Linked DNA regions of Homo sapiens: region 2 is linked to region 1. Evidence: chromatin loops called from intact Hi-C (ENCODE). Cell type or tissue: PC-9. All regions are shown on one strand.

Region 1 (2,500 bases):
GGAGACCCTGTCTGAAAGAAGGAGGCTGGGAAGTGCAGCAGGGAGGGGAGGGCAGGAGTAGGTTGGTTAATGGATGTAAAATTACAACTAGACAGGAGGAATAAGTTCTAGTGTTCTAAAGCACCGTAGGGCGAATATAGTTAACAATTTATTTTATTTGTTCAAAAAGCTAGAAGAGAGGATTTTCAGTGTTCCCAACACAAAGAAATGGTTTTCGAGGTGATGGATATGCTGATTACCCTGATTGGATCCATTACACATAGCATACATGGATAGAAATAGCACTCTGTGCTCTATAAATGTGTACAATTTTTACATGTCAACTGAAAATAAAAGGAAAAAAAGATGTGCAAATATGTTTTGAGATCTTTAAAGCGCCATGTAAATGTGTGGTATGTTTTGCTTGTTAGGAGTACTGCTGTCCCATTATGTATTTGAACAACTCCTCATAAAGTACCTTTGGCTTGGGGAAAAAAAAGAGTTAACAGTGAGTGTCATATTGACCATACTGTGAGCAGGATCTGGTCACGGTGAGGCATGGTGATCATGGAAGACACTCGAAGGCTCTGGTTGGTTTGCTAGCCAAAATAGGTCAGAGTGTGTGTGTGGGGGGGGGTGAGAGTGTGTGTGTGTGTGTGTGAGAGTGTGTGGGGTGTGTGTGGGGGGGTGAGTGTGTGTGAGACAGTGTGTGAGGGGTGTGTGAGTGTGTAGGGTGAGTGTGTGAGAGAGTGTGTGAGAGTGTGTGAGAGTGTGTGGGGGTGTGTGAGAGTGTGTGTGGGTGTTTGTGGGGGGTGTGAGAGTGTGTGGGGGGTGAGTGTGTGTGAGTGTGTGAGGGGTGTGTGTAGGGTGAGTGTGTGATAGTGTGAGAGTGTGTGGGGGTGTGTGAGAGTGTGTGGGGTGAGTGTGTGGGAGGTGAGAGTGTGTGAGAGAGTGTAGGGTGAGTGTGTGTGAGAGTGAGTGTGAGAGTGTGTGGGGTGAGTGTGTGTGAGTGTGTGGGGGTGAGAGAGTGTGTGTGAGAGTGTGTGTGTGAGTGTGTGAGAAAGTGTGTGTGTGAGAGTGTGTGGGGGAGGGTGTGTGTGTGTGAGAGTGAGTGTATGTGAGAGACAGAGGGTGGTGTGTGTTTGTGCCTGTGTGAGTGTGTGTACTGCAGGGTAGATATCCTGATACCTGTTTCATGCCTTCAGGCCCACAGCTGGCTGTGGCCTCGCAGGACCAGGAATGCGTTTGTGTGTAATTATGTCACCCTCTAGCGGTGACTTCCCTACTAGCCCTTTATCCTTGAAAAGCCCACTCGGGTGTCGGTGACCTCTCTTCCCAGTGACAGCCCGGGAGCAGAACTTCGGGGAGATTCTGGCATGGAGGGACAGTGCTGGGAAAAGCGGGGTGTGGCCGGGCATGAAGAGAGTGCCAGGGCCCGGGAAGAGTGAAAAGTACAACTAGGACTAATGAGGAGTGCACCCTGCCGAGCAGAAGGGGAAGCAGGAGCGGGCCAGGCACAGCGTCTGGAGAGGAGGGAAGAGAAGGCGCTCTCAAGGGGAGGCTCTTGCGTGTCAATTTCTGCCAAGTGCCATTTTATGTCTGTGGGGTGGGACGGTTATCGCAGCTAGAGCTCTTTCCAGAATGTCAGCACTGAGGGCCGAAGTGGGCGTGGAGAAGCAGTTTCAATTCTGTTTTCCAAGGGAAGTAGGCACAGGTTTAGAGGCTGCCTGGAGCTGCCTAAATTCCAAACGTTCACCACCGTGGAGTGGACTGCTGACTTGGCTGCTTCTGCCTAGCCTGGGGCTCTGTTCCCTCTGCCAGTAAAGGTCATTTTATCAGGATCCTCAGAGGCTTTCGCATGTTGATAAATATTTCAAAAGACAAGGGGGAATCAAGATCAGTCTTACTGAGAGCGGATTTGGAACTCCGCGTTCGGCGGGACGCTGCCGCCCGAGGCCTGACTGAGCCACAGTGCGAAGGGTGCTCCCTTTTTGAAAAGGTGCTGGCGCCAGGCCAGGCTTTGCTGGAAAGTCCTATCTGGATGAGTCAGAGCATTTACATTTCTTACATAATGTCAGACCCAGAGGAGCTTTAGGGATCAGCCCAGCTACAGAGTTCACAGCCAGGTCCCCTTTTCTGCCAAGAGGATAGGGTTAAAGGTTTTAAAAAAAACAAGCAGAGTCTCAAGGGGCAGAAAAGCGAAGGCTCAGAGTTAATGCTGATTAACTCTTCACACCCCAGAAAAGATGGTTCTGAGGTAAAACCACACCTTTATGTCACATGATGCCACTGCCTTCCTGAATCCAGTCATTCCTAAAGAGGTCAGTAACACCAAGCACTGACCTTCCCGCCTTGTGTGCAGGAAATTAAAGAGGCATGAAAACCCTGTCCACATTTTCTCTAAAGTTGGAACAGCTTGCCTGGGGCTTCAGACTGAGCTTCAATCTCAAGCTTCAGTGAGATTCTTTGTTGTTTATTTTTTATTTTTAAACTATTTGGCCAGGCGCGGTGGCTCACGCCT
Region 2 (2,500 bases), 190 kb after region 1:
CTTAGGTAAATTTAGTTTTTGGAAGGGCATTTCCAGTATCAGGATAATATGTTCATTCTGAATTCTCATTTTTAAGTATAGATTTAACTTTAGAGTGTCCCATACCTTACCTGGGCATAGACATTGGATCATTCCCTGCTTTTGACAAACAGTATTAGCTGAAGCCTACTAATAACCCACTTGTCTTTTCCTCGTCTCTTCCCAAAAGGCATCTGAGCCGGGCATGGTGGCTGACGCCTGTAATGCCAGCACTTTGGAAGGCCGAGGTGGGCGGATCACAAGGTCAGGAGTTCGAGACCACCTTGGCCAAAATGGTGAAACCCCGTCTCTACTATAAATACAAAAAATTAGCTGGGTGTGGTGGAGGCACCTGTAATCCAGCTACTTGGGAGGCTGAGGCAGGAGACTCGCTTGAACCTGGGAGGTGGAGGTTGCAGTGAGCTGAGACCATACCACTGCACTCCAGCCTGGGTGACAGAGCGAGACTCCATCTCCCAAAAAAAAAAAAAGTGTCTGTATGGTTCCTGATACCCAGGTGATGTTATGTGGTTGTAGAGGAAGTAGATAAGGACAAGTTTGGATTCTGACTGTACAGCGTGCTAGGCTCTGGGTGCCTAGAGAACCCTCTGGGCAATGTTACTTTAAAATCATCCCAGAAACAACATCTTCTTGAATATTTGGCTTCAATTGTAGTGTTTCATTTTGTCTTCCCCTCAGAGGGCATGAACCATTTGCTAGCCAGCACTGCTCCCTACCCACCACCAACACCCTATCTAATGTACAAATCTTTTCTGCCTTCAGCTGTTTGACTTGGTGAAACAAGGGCAGCCTGTCTCACTCATGTAGAGGCTGCTTATGATGGCATGGGGCAGGAAGGAAGCGTCACGTGCGATGGCCTCTTGTCACCGCCATCCTACTGTCCCACCGTCCCTACCCTGCTACACTACCTGGAAATGAAAAGGGTAGCTTCAGATCTCAGTTGTGCCATTTGCCATGTAGCATGGGCAAGTGGCCGTTTGCTTGTCTAGCCTCGGTGTTCTGTTAAAATGAGGCCAACGATACATCCTCTAGAGCCCACGCTGAGATGCTGTGGTTTCTATAGATAATTTCCTCAAACTTCCCATAGTGATTGGCTGGGTTTTCTGCCAAACCCTCGCTCCAATTCCGTCCTTTTGTGGACTTCATTTACTTTTCTGGCCTTATGATATGCCCACTTTCTTGCCTCCCCGCCGCCCCCGAACCACAACTTCACTGAGCTTAATGAAGTGGTTGAAGCATTTTCCCTGAAAGCTCTTCTATTAAAATACACAACATTATTATGTGGATTTAGTAGTTCACATATCCTTGGTACTGAGGAAGGAAGATCTGACAGCATCCTTAAGTTCCTGGTCCTCCAAAGGTGGTGTACAACATAAGATTTCAAAATTCTGCATTCTAATTTATCAAATGACTTAGGTTCCAAGTTCATGCGTCCGAGAGCAGGTGATGGGCTTTAGAGTGAGCCAGGCTGCCACCTGCTGTCCTTTAGTGGTTCTGCTAAAAGTAGAAGAGGAATCGTTCTGACCTTCAAAGGCAAAGCTTATGAGAATATTTTGTTCTCCAAGGTAGAGAAGGTTAGTTTATCAGAAATGGTTTTTCCTTCCAATGGTCTTGAAAGGGATTCCCCTCGGCCATGCAGAGATATGGGGCCCAGAGGAAGCAGACAAAACCAGGCCAGAAGCTGCTCCAGCTTCCTAAGCTTGGCTTTTTAAGAGTTGATAAATTTGCCTGAAAGTGCTCTACCTGTTTGGGTGGGGATGATAACCCTTCCAAAAGATAACACTGGGTTATGGTCCTACAGAGACTGCTGTTTGGTGTCTGTGAGTTGGTAGTTGGGGTCAAATGCAGTTGGAGGTCAGAATGTGCCTTAATGCCAAAGAATGAACGGCAGGTGGGCGGCCACGGCCTTGGCAGGAAGTGGCAGGGCGAGAGTTAGTGCTCACCCTGCTGTGTGCCGCACAGGTGGTGCCTCGTGACACATGGTTGGGACACTCAGTGATGGCAGCCCAGGGGCTAGAAAGGGCTCCTTGCTGCTTTCTTAACCCTGCTGGGCCTGTTGAACACCTTATTGTTCCTGGCATCTAAATTGTAATTTCTTTGTCCCCACCTCCATGAAACAAGGTAATGTAATGATCGCAGTTAGCATGTATTTATTTAGCGTTTAGTATATGCCAGGCAGTTTCAAGCATGTTACGTGAATACATCACATTCAATCTTCATACACTCTTCCGGTAATTTGGAGGCAATTTTCAACTCTGCTGCAGTTTCTATAACATGGGACTAATGATAGTACCCACTTTCAGGGGGCTGTTGTGAGGATGGAATGAGCTGAAACATGTTATTTGGTACATGTAAACCTTAGCTGTTCTAGCATTATTCTGCCACTTAAGCTGTCTTCGAGCTGCAGTGTCTTCTGCTGTAAGGGGGCATTAATACTGCCCTCACAGGGTTGTTGCAAGAC

The links. Peaks named below come from ENCODE experiments on the same cell type or tissue, not always from the same donor. Only the 100,000 strongest peaks of a DNase experiment are listed, where the experiment ranks them.
Region 2: a loop joins it to region 1, with 10 times the contacts of the local background. A loop is called at or near these places in 3 of 110 quality-filtered maps.

What each region holds. Positions count from the first base shown.
Region 1 is chr12:1,604,161-1,606,660 of GRCh38, forward strand. No RefSeq gene overlaps it. Among named protein-coding and RNA genes, the nearest start is that of FBXL14, 11 kb to the left of the region's middle. RefSeq lists enhancers at 1,171-1,692, 1,283-1,342, 1,463-1,542, 1,693-2,212. In PC-9, CTCF peaks have their summits at 1,300 and 1,503; DNase peaks (open chromatin) are centred at 1,221 and 2,011; H3K4me3 peaks cover 1,578 bases; H3K27ac peaks cover 1,237 bases.
Region 2 is chr12:1,789,791-1,792,290 of GRCh38, forward strand. It overlaps CACNA2D4 (calcium voltage-gated channel auxiliary subunit alpha2delta 4), which reads right to left. Exons shown (of 38, transcript NM_172364.5): 38 at 2,173-2,500. Among named protein-coding and RNA genes, the nearest start is that of LRTM2, 30 kb to the right of the region's middle. In PC-9, CTCF peaks have their summits at 1,521 (motif pointing left) and 1,720; a DNase peak (open chromatin) is centred at 1,499.